Regions from separate parts of the Homo sapiens genome. Here all the other regions are linked to region 1. A link is a contact called in ENCODE Hi-C or POLR2A ChIA-PET data. All regions are on one chromosome and are shown on one strand. Each heading gives the region's core, a stretch centred on a gene start or an enhancer-like site at or near the end of the contact. The rest is flanking DNA. Distances are from core to core; before and after follow the strand shown.

What was found. Hi-C counts contacts between places; a loop is a spot of excess contacts on that map. ChIA-PET counts read pairs that join two places held with the same protein, here RNA polymerase II (POLR2A). Pooled maps may share reads with other maps.
Region 2: a loop to region 1 is called in a map of naive thymus-derived CD4-positive, alpha-beta T cell, with 2.5 times the contacts of the local background. The contact joins the promoter of TIA1 here to the promoter of ANXA4 in region 1. A Hi-C loop is called at or near these places in 2 of 168 maps with a recorded cell type or tissue (gastrocnemius medialis and naive thymus-derived CD4-positive, alpha-beta T cell), 4 of 37 single-sample maps with no recorded cell type and 8 of 50 pooled maps.
Region 3: a pooled map shows a loop between it and region 1 (2.6-fold over the local background). The contact joins the enhancer-like site here to the promoter of ANXA4 in region 1. A Hi-C loop is called at or near these places in 1 of 50 pooled maps. POLR2A ChIA-PET finds 5 or more read pairs at or near these places in 3 of 52 experiments (GM12878, OCI-LY7 and WTC11).

Annotation. Positions count from the first base shown.
Region 1 is chr2:69,740,330-69,743,835 of GRCh38, reverse strand. It overlaps ANXA4 (annexin A4), which reads right to left and starts at 1,702. Exons shown (of 13, transcript NM_001153.5): 1 at 1,661-1,702. RefSeq lists silencers at 1,434-1,673, 1,884-2,063.
Region 2 is chr2:70,247,082-70,250,587 of GRCh38, reverse strand. TIA1 (TIA1 cytotoxic granule associated RNA binding protein) reads left to right here and starts at 1,960. Exons shown (of 13, transcript NM_022173.4): 1 at 1,960-2,183. The coding sequence starts at 2,158. TRG-CCC2-1 (tRNA-Gly (anticodon CCC) 2-1) reads left to right here and starts at 1,527; the gene lies at 1,527-1,597. RefSeq lists enhancers at 1,564-2,378, 2,379-3,194.
Region 3 is chr2:70,119,781-70,123,286 of GRCh38, reverse strand. No RefSeq gene overlaps it. Among named protein-coding and RNA genes, the nearest start is that of LINC01816, 3.8 kb to the left of the region's middle. RefSeq lists enhancers at 1-288, 2,104-2,203. Within about 2 kb of position 1,531, at least 5 of the 41 ENCODE cell types and tissues checked have a DNase peak (open chromatin) inside an H3K27ac peak, as active enhancers do; they include OCI-LY7, where a contact is called at or near this core.

The DNA of each region.
Region 1 (3,506 bases), core at 453-2,952:
TTGCAGAGAAACATTATCCCTAACCAAATGCAAGAACATCTAGGAGGGAAATTCACAGAAGCCCTTGATCCAGTAGTTGTGTGTCTGTGCCTGTCTATGTGTGGGTGGGGGCAGGGGTGTACTTGTGTCTCTATCTTCAATCAACAGAAATCTGACATGAGCTGAATGAGGATGGCCTTGGCCTGATAGGGCTCTGGAGAGTCAGCAGCTCTTGGGTCATGGGGTTATCCGTTTTCTTATCCCTGTCCACTTCCTCTCCTACTTGCTCTTCCACCTGTGTCTGAGAATTCCCTGGCAACTAAAAACCTAGGGTTTGGCCGCTGGGCACGGTGGCTCATGCCTGTAATCCCAGCACTTTGGGAGGCTAAGGCAGGTGGATCACCTGAGGTCAGGAGTTCAAGACCAGCCTGACCAACATGTTAAAACCCCATCTCTACTAAAAATACAAAAATTAGCCAGGCGTGTTGGCACACGCCTGTAGTCCCAGCTACTCGGGAGGCTGAGGCAGGAGAATCTCTTGAACCCAGAAGGCGGAGGTTGCAGTGAGCAGAGATCATATCACTGCGCTCCAGCCTGGGCAACAGAGCAAGACTCCATCTCAAAAAAAAAAATCTAGGGTTTGGTTATCAATAGAGTTACCAGTTACCTCCTGAATAGCTGAGACTATAGGCACGTGGTGGCATGCACCTGTAGTCTCAGCTACTCAGGAGGTTGAGGTGGGTGAAACACCTGAGCCTGGGAGGCAGAGTGAACTGTATCCAGCCACTGCACTCCAGCCTGGGCTACAGGAGTGAGACCTCGTCTCAAAACAAAACAAAACAAAAAATTAAAGGGCAAACAGTAGGGAGTGGAAGGGGGTGGTGGGGTGTCATGGACTGGTGGGCAGGAGAATGGATAACTTGGAGAGGGACACCTTATCTATCCTTCCCACTGTCAGCAGGAGAGAGCAGATGCCCAGTTCCATGTAAAGCACGAGTTATGCAGGACCCACTCTGCTCTGTCAGCTCAGAAGACTTGCATTGCCCCGGGGGTCACTTCTGCCGGTAAATGGTTGAGAAGCCTTCCTCCTTGGCACCAAAGTCTCCAGCTGGTCAAAGTCATGACAAAATGCTGAGACTGCGCCACCAGCCAACTCAAGTCATGGACCCTATAATAATCAGACTCCGATGTGCCGGGCACTGTGCCGAGGGCATTAGACACACGAGAAGGTAAGAAAGTGGTAAGGATCTAGGAGAAAGGAGTAAGTTTCTTAAATGGAGTAAAGAATTAAAAAGTAAACTGTAAGAGGTGTTAGGAGGAGTTAGCTACAGGCAAGATTATCTCGGTCCTTTCTTTTTGATGCAAAGCCTAGCACATGGACTGAATAAATAACTGCCGTGGTCTCTGACCCGCGTCCTGAGCCGTGTAAGCGGCCCTGGATGTCCTGGATGGTGCCAGCGGTTAAGCACCGCGCTCGCCTCCCTCTCGCCCACCCGGAGCGAGTCCAGGGCCCGCTGGCCCCCTCCACCCTGTGGCCGCCCGGGCTTGCCCGCAAGCCGGCGGCGAGCACCCACTCTGGGGTGCAGCGCGGAGCCGGGCATCCCCGCGAGACGCTCCCGGGCCACGCTCCCCGTTCCCTGAGCCCAGGACCCCCGGCCCGGAGCCCCTTTACCCCTCGTACCGAGGCCGGGCTGCGCTCCTCCTCTGCGGCTGCGGAGGTCACACCCTACTCAGGGCCAGACAGCGGGTCTTATCCGGGACGGATCCGCCCCACTGTGGGGTGGAGACTGAGCCCAAGTTCCTGGTTGTTCCTCTGCCCACGAGACCGGAAAATCCCTCTCTAGGGGAAGCGCACCTGGGGCCCCGGGCCGGGACGGCCGCGCCAGGAGCTCTCGGAGAGGCAGGCCTCGACCCCCGGCGGGTCCGCCCTCCACACGTGCCTGCTCCCCAGGCCCGCCCGGTCCCCCGGCCTCGCCCCCTGCCCGGATTGGACAGTGTCCCCAGTATCGCCAGCCCCGCTCCTGGCCGCGCAGGGTGGGAGCAGTTGGATTCTTGGGGTCCCGTTTCCCGGGCGCTCCACACCCTCGGAGGGCCGAGCCCGGGCCACCTCGCCAGTTCCTCCCTGCGCCTGCCGCGCCCAGCTCCGCGCCAAGCCGGAGTCCCGCGGCAAATCCGCGCTTCCCCCCACCTCGGGAAACCGTTCGTCTCCCAACGGCAGGTCGTGCCGAGCCCGTGGCCGGAAAAGTAGAAAGTGAAATCTGAAGGATACATTTCATTCCCCTCTTTCACATGAAAACACACATTCCCAAAAGTTTCCAGCACTTCCCTCTTCCCTGTGCGCCCAGCAGGCCAGGAAAGCTTTGGAGTAGGAGTTAGGAGCAGCCCCGGATCTTTGTACTCCTGTGAGTGACTAAAGTTTAGACACTGTCCGTAGCTCCCAGGTTCGGCTTGGCGCGGCGCTCATCCCTTGTAATAGTTCTGTGTTTTCATATCTGCTTCCCCTGCTGGACGCAGCCTCTTGAAGACACCAACTAGGGCTAGGTCGTCTTTGCACCCATGCCCAGCACCGATTTCGCCACGTAGTGAATGCTTGCAGAATGAATCCGTTGAGTCTATAGGCAAATTCAGTTTTTTTAAAAAACAGAGAATAGCCCGTTTGGGGAGTGTTTTCCATCCGACACATCAAAATCTAAGTGGTTAATGGCACCCTTAAAGCTGGAGAGGTAACATTAAATTATTTCATTAAGATGTAATTTTAAAAGGTGGTTTAATATGGTTTAGAGCACGGGTTTTAGGATCAGACTGATTTGGATACTAAAACTGGTTCTGCCTCTTTTATCTGCATATGATAACTTAAAAAATTAAGGCTGGGCACAGTGGCTCATGCCTGTAATCCCAGCACTTTGGGAGGCCAGGGCAAGTGGATCACTTTAGCCCAGGAGTTCGAGATAAGCCTGGCCAATGTGGTGAAATCCCATCTCAAAAAAAAAAAAAAAAAAAACATATATATAGCCGGGTGTGGTGGCATGCGCCTGTAGTCCCAGCTATTCAGTCGGATGAGGTGGGATAAACACCCAAGCCCGGGAGGCAGAGGCTCAGTAAGCTGAGATTGCGCCACTGCACGCCAGCCTGGGCGACAGAGTGAGACATTGTCTAAAAAAAAAAAAAAAAAAAAAGAGGAAGAAAGAAAAGAAAAAGAAAGAAAAAAAGAAAAGAAAACAAAAAATAAATAAATAATTAGCCGGGTGCATAGCCACGCCTGTAGTCCCAGCTACTAGCCAGGCTGAAGCAGGAGGATCACTCTAAACCCAGGAGTTCAATGTTGCTGTGAGCTATGACTGCACCACTGCACTCCAGCCTGGGCGACAGGGTGAGACCTTGTCTCAAAACAAAAACAAAAACAAAAACAAAACAAAACAAAAAATTAAAGGTCAAACAGTAGGAAAAAAAATGAAATACAGATAATTCATTTCTTAAGCAAGATTAGAGAGACACTGCATCCCTTACAAGCAACAATTAGGCCAGGT
Region 2 (3,506 bases), core at 711-3,210, 510 kb before region 1:
TTCTCCTATGTTTAAAAAATATTTCTACAACTTAAATAAACTTACATCATAGATATTTTCCAGTTCAACACTACAGATCTGATTAATAGCTTTTCAATAACTGCAAAATAGTCCATAAAATGAATGTTCCATCTGGGGGCAGCGGCTCACGTCTGTTATCTCAGCACTTTGGGAGGCTAAGGCAGGCAGATCACCTGAGGTCAGGAGTTCAAGACCAGCCTGGCCAACATGGCAAAACCCTGTCTCTACTAAAATACAAAAATTAGTTAGGCTAATTTAGGTGGTGGCGCACGTCTGTAATCCCAGCTACTAGGGAGGCTGAGGCAGGAGAATCGCTTGAACCTGGGAGGCAGAGGTTGCAGTGAGCCAAGATTGTGTCACTGCACTCCAGCCTGGGAGATAGAGCGAGACTGTCTCAAAAAAAAAAAAGAAAGAAAGAAAAAGAAAAAGTTCCACATGTATTTGGTGTAAATTGAATAAATTACCATAAGTGGCATTGATGGATATTCAGGTTACTCCATTTTTTTCTACTGTAAACAATGCTGCAGTTGTATCTTGGCACATAAATCTTTATAAATTAATTGTTTTATTTCTGTAGGATAGATTCCTAGACATAGGATTACTTTAGTGACATATATATATAATAAGCAATGTGAAATGCATACAGAGTATACTGAATCACATTTCAGAGCTCTAATTTCTCTGCCTCCTAAAGTTGGACTGAAGTTTATGTATCTTTTGACTTGTTTACTTTTAAGATTCTTGTGACCAATTTGCATTAAATAGCTGGGGTTTTTTGTTTGTTTCTTTGTTTGTTTTTTGAGACGGATCCTCGTTCTGTTGCCCAGGCTGGAGTGCAATGGCAAGATCTCGGCTCACTGCAATCTCCACCTCCCAGATTCAAGGATTCTCCTGCCTCAGCCTCCTGAGTAGTTGGGATTACGGGCCCCCACCACCACATCCAGCTAATTTTTGTATTTTTAGTAGAGACAGGGTTTCGCCATGTTGGTCAGGCTGGTCTCGAACTCCTGATCTCAGGTGATCCGCCCGCCTCAGCCATCCAAAGTGCTGGAATAACAGGCGTGAGCCACTGCCCCCGGCCTAAACAGCTATTTCTTAAATGCTTTTCAATGTGCAATCAATACACGGAAGAAATGCAAATATAAATAAAAATCTGGCATCTGGAAATATCCTCCCCGCGCTGAAAAATCTGGCTAGCACCAACGACGCAAATTCTTAATAAAATCCTTACTTTTTTAAGTAAAACTTTTTTTCTTTTTTCTTATTTCTTAAGTAAACATTTTAAATTGAAATTTTTTTTCTGTACAGAGAAAGTTGAAACATCCATTCCTATGTTTGGGATGAGAAAAGATAAATTATTTATGTTATTGGAAAACAGAAGATTACAGACTGTCAATAAACTTTTACTTTTAAATGAATAAATAATACATGACAATTCTTTTCACATGAGAGAACGTCTGCTTCTATTTCCTCCTAAAATACTGTGGCGGCTGGGCATGTCAACAGCGCCGCTGGTGTAGTGGTATCATGCAAGATTCCCATTCTTGCGACCCGGGTTCGATTCCCGGGCGGCGCATAGGCGTTTTGCTTCTCGCTCGCTAAAAACCAGATAGCTTGAAGAGTCTTTATATATCTTTCCAAAAGAGGAAAGATTTAGGCTTTTTACTGTCCCTGAAGGTTTCCACTCCCTCATAATTCGCGGTCGAAACACTCGAATCCGCAGCCAGAAGACAAAAAAGTTCACGCAAATCGTGAAGTAGTTAATACTTGCGCCTGCGCAGTCTGAGGCGTCCCTCGCGTCGGGTGGAAGAGCGGCTGCGCAACAAGTGAACCTATGGATTAAGGTGTAGCCGGGCGGCCCGGAGGTTGAGAGTGCAAGATTATTCTGCGCCTGCGCGGCCCGGGTAACTTTGCTGGCTGCTCCTAGGCTCCCGGCTCGCCGCCATCTTGTATTGGGGTTTCATTGTTCCCGCTGGGCCGGGCGGTTTAGTGTAATTGCCGCCGGAGGAGGAGGCGGAGTAACCTCTGGTCAGCCGAGAAACCCCACTATCCTGTAGCCATAACCGCTTAAACGATTTGGGAGGTAGTGAAGGGCAGGGAGCTGGACCTGGAGGCGCCGCCGCGACAGCAGCAGCCATGGAGGACGAGATGCCCAAGACTCTGTGAGTCTGGGGCAGCGATGAGGGAGGCGGGATGGTGGTCGTCCCGGAGGGAAGGCCTCGGCCCTGCGCCGCTCCCAGCCTATTGTTCTCCGTGGACACCGCGATATCGTGGTTTTTGTTTCCTTAGCATGCACCTGGATGCTTACAACCAAGACCCAATCTGTGAGGACGAGGTGAAGGGAGACGGGGCTCAACCCTCTCAATTAATCCCTTCACTTTAGCAACACCATTGCATGACCTTTGCTCTCGCCACGGGCCCTCTGTGGTCTTAGACCTGGAGAAAAGACTTTAATTCAGACCTCTTTTTAGAACTCGTCGAACCTTCCTTTTGTCCTATGCTTTCTTTCCTTTTCCCGCTTCTCCCCCTTTTTGATTAACCTCTTCTTATCTTTACAGCCGTCTCCCTTTAATTTTACTTTTGATTTCCTACTGAAATTCTTCCTTTCATTTTCTTCTCGGTGATAAGATTTTTTTTCCTCCTCGAGGGTGCTTGTACTCATTTTCAGTGCAGTAAACTTTATTCTTGCAGTTGCCAATTGGAAAAAAGCCAAGCATTTTTCTTTAACCTCTGGCTTTCCTTCTGTAGCACCCACCGACCAAAAAGCCTAACCAGACACCCCAAGGATTTGGAAATCTCACCCAGAAGGAATATATCAATTGAGGGGAAATGGATTTAATATTATTTTTATAGTCGTTTACTACTGTTGTGATTGACATGGTGTTGAACGAGCGGGCTGTAAATGCCCTAACATATTTACAGAGAATTTTTAGAGATAGCGTTAAATTACCGGAGCGTGGATATTTTCTTTGTCGTGTGGCTTCCCCAACTGCGTTCTTTGTTTTTCGAGGTATTATCGGATGAGTTGATCCTGCCTTTGTTGGCATTTCTCGGAAGAAGAAAAGCTCAATGAGTTCTTGACATAGCTTTTTGTTTTTCTTGGATGACATAGCTTTTTGTTTATATTCTTGGAATACTGGCAGTTTGAGAGCTCCATGCATTAAAAATGCAATTTTAGGTTTCTCTTTGCAGCTCTCTAATAAAGTTGCTCTGAAGTACGATGTAATTGTTTTTTTACCTCCAAAATTTTTCCACTTTTAAGTTGCTATTTCTTGTCTATATTGGAAATGTGGTTACACTTGTTTTCTTAATAGATTGTCAGTTAATCTGTTAGTAACCTTGAAATTTCTTTTCTCTATTCCTGAGGCTCAGAAAGTATCTTTTCAGTAGGACGTAGCAATTAGTGCATGACCTTTGTTTTAGGAAAGATTGTATCTGTAGATGAATACTCCCTAAAAAACTACTAGCCTCACGGTGTTGGTGGA
Region 3 (3,506 bases), core at 282-2,781, 380 kb before region 1:
TGCATGCCCTTTGTGGGAGGAACTGCTCTGTCCTTGCAACGCCACTGTGTGTAGTACTTTCTCTGTATCTTACCAGTGGCATCGCCCACTCTGCCTGGGGTGCTGTTCCATACTTGCCCTTCTTCCAGTGCCATCTATGTGTGTGGTAAGACCTCAGCATAGCACTTTGCCCACGGTAAAGGATATGGTTTCGGGAGTCCCAAGACCCGGGTCCACGTCCCAGCTCTGACACTAAATGTGTTATCTTGAACATGTCACATGGCCTTTCTGAGCTTAATTTCCCCAAATGTAAAATGGAAATAGTAACTTATTTCATAGTGTTGCTGTGTTGATTAGATGAGACATTATATAAGAAAATGCTTTGTGAACTGTAAAGCTATTTACACACATAAATAATAGTAAAGATAGATATTATTCAGATGCTGGCAAGAGGGATATTCTTTGCAAAACAGAATTAAAAAAAAAAAAGAAAAGAAGGCATGGTGGCTCATCTCTATAAACCCAACACTTAGCACTTAGGGAGGTCGAGGCGAGAGGATCACTTGAGCCCAGGAGTTCAAAACCAGCCTGGGCAACATAGCAAGACTCCCGTCTCTACAAAAATAAAATTAGCCTGGCATGGTGGCATGCGCCATTAATCCTAGCTATTTGGGAGCCTGAGCCCAGGAATTTGAGGTTACAGTGAATTATGATCATCCCACTGCACTGCAGCCTGAGTTGCAGAGCATCTCTTGAAAAAAAAAACAAAAATGTGGGAAAACTGTGGAAAATGAAAAAGACTTCTTGGTTGCCATCTCCAAATTTGGGGACTGATTCCTAATTATTCCTTTTAGATCAATTACCAGGTGATGTTAAATATACTGTAATAGTAAAAGCTAGAAATAATCTAACTTTTGAACAGTTGGAGGATGATGAAGTTATGGGTAATGGGAATAATATGTTATCATCAAAGTTAAATTTCTGAAGAATATTTAATGACATGGGAAACCAGTCATAATATAACATGAAAGCTAAAAAAGCAAGGTACTAAATAGTGGTGGAGAGGAGGTGTAAGAAGAGACTTTTCTCACCACCCTTCACAGCTTTCTGTTTGGCCCCTGAGTGGGGTGTCTGATGCCAGAGAACGTGGGACATATTCTAAGGCCTTAGTCTTACACAAATAGCTCACTCCCTGCCTCCCAAGAGACAGGGATTCAGAACAGGTGAACCAGGAGCCTAGAGCCTCAGGGGAGACCAAGGACTGTCCCAGATCCAGGCCCTGATTCTGTGGCCCAATGGCCTGACAATCTAAGGTCCTCTGTCTACCACTTCTTCCAGCCGGACTGTGGACCTCAAACATAACCTCTCACTTCCTGCTTTGACACTGTTTCCAGAGTGGGTTTATAGGAAAGACCTCCTCCAAAAAAGCAGGCTCCAACTACCAACACTAGAGAACTAAGCTCTAGCCAGGTGCAGTGGCTCACGCCTAATCCCAGCACTTTGGGAGGCCGAGGGGGGCAGATCACTTGAGGTCAGGAATTCAAGAGCAGCCTGGCCAACATGGCAAATCCCTGTCTCTACTTTTAAAAATACAAAAATTAGCCGAGCGTGCTGGTGTGTGCCTGTAATCCCAGCTACTTGGGAGGCTGAGGCATGAGAATTGCTTGAACCCAGGAGGCAGAGGTTGTAGTGAGCTGAGATCACACCACTACACTCCAGCCCAGGCAAGGCAACAGAGCGAGACACCGCCTCAAAAAAAAAAAAAAGAAAAGAAAAGAAAAAGAGAGAACTAAGTTCCAAAAAGAGGGGCCATGTGGGCCACAGGAGAGGACAAAAATGAGCTGTCACTGGTGGTTGGGGAAGTGCAAGGGGCTCCAGAGAGAAGGTGACATTTATGCTGGTCATGGGATGGTATTTGGCAAGTGGAGATATGATCATTAAAAGAAAGTTGTATTGTTATTATCTTACATTTCATAGTTCAGGATGGGGGAGGGGAGATGTTTTGTTTAAAATACCCTTTCTCCTCTTTTTTTTTTTTTGAGATGGAGTCTTGCACTGTCACCCAGGCTGGAGTGCAGTGGCCCGATCTCGGCTCACTGCAAGCTCTGCCTCCCGGGTTCACACCATTCTCCTGCCTCAGTCTCGCAAGTAGCTGGGACTACAGGTGCCCGCCACCACGCCTGGCTAATTTTTTTTGTATTTTTAGTAGAGACGGGGTTTCACCATGTTAGCCAGGATGGTTTCCATCTCCTGACCTCGTGATCCACCCACCTCGGCCTCCCAAACTGCTGGGATTACAGGCATGAGCCACTGCACCCGGCCCCCTTTCTCCTCTTATTAAAACTTTTATTGTAGAAAATGTGGAAAATAAAGATAAGAATATTAAAACATAAATAAATAAAGATAAGAATAAAAGTTTCCAGGCCAGGTGCAGTGGCTTACGCCTTTAATCCTAGCACTTTGGGAGGCCAAGGCGGGCGGATCACCTGAGGTCGGGAGTTCGAGACCAGCCTGACCAAAATGGAGAAACCCTGTCTCTACTAAAAATACAAAATTAGCCAGATGTGGTGGCTCACGCCTGTAATCCCAGCTACTTGGGAGGCTGAGGCAGGAGAATTGCTTGAACCTGGGAGGCAGAGGTTGCGGTGAGCTGAGATTGCGCCATTGTACTCTAGCCTGGGCGACAGAGCGAGACTCTGCCTCAAACAAAAAAAAGGAATAAAAGTTTCCTATAACCTCACCATCTAGAGCAGTGGTTCTTAACCCTGGCTGCACATTAGTGTCTCCTGGGGAGTGTTTAGGAAATACCATGAACTTTCTCCACCAATAACTTGAAGGGAAAAAAAAGAAAAGAAATACCATGAACCATCTGCAGAGAATCTGGTTCACGTGGGGCGAGGTGGGCCCCATGTTCTCTCTCTCTCTCTTTTTTTTTTTTTTTTGAGACGGAGTCTTGCTCTGTTGACCAGGCTGGAGTGCAATGGTGCAATCTTGGCTCGCTGCAACCTCTGCCTCACAGGTTCAAGTGATTCTCCTGCCTCAGTCTCCCGAGTAGCTGGGATTACAGATGTGCACCACCACACCCCGCTAATTTTTGTATTTTTAGTAGAGATGGGGTTTCACCATGTCAAACTCCTGACCCCAGTTGATCCACCCACCTTGGCCTCCCAAAGTGCTGGGATTACAAGCGTGAGCCACCATGCCTGGCCTGTTCTCTTGCTCATACACACACACACACACACACACACACACACACACACACACACACAAAATCTCACCCCATCCATTAGCAAATTCTATCAGTCTACCTTCAAAATAGATCCAAGATCTGAACACATGTCACTGTTTCCTCTGCCATCATCCTGGTCCAAGTCACCACCTCCTACCTGGATTATTGCAGTAACCTCCTAAGTGTTGTCCAACTTCTGTCTTCAGCCCCCATACCTGTCCCCTAAGCCTGTCTTCCACATTGCACTCTCTAGAGTGATCCTTTAAAAACCTAAGTCAGGGCCGGGCTCAGTGGCTTA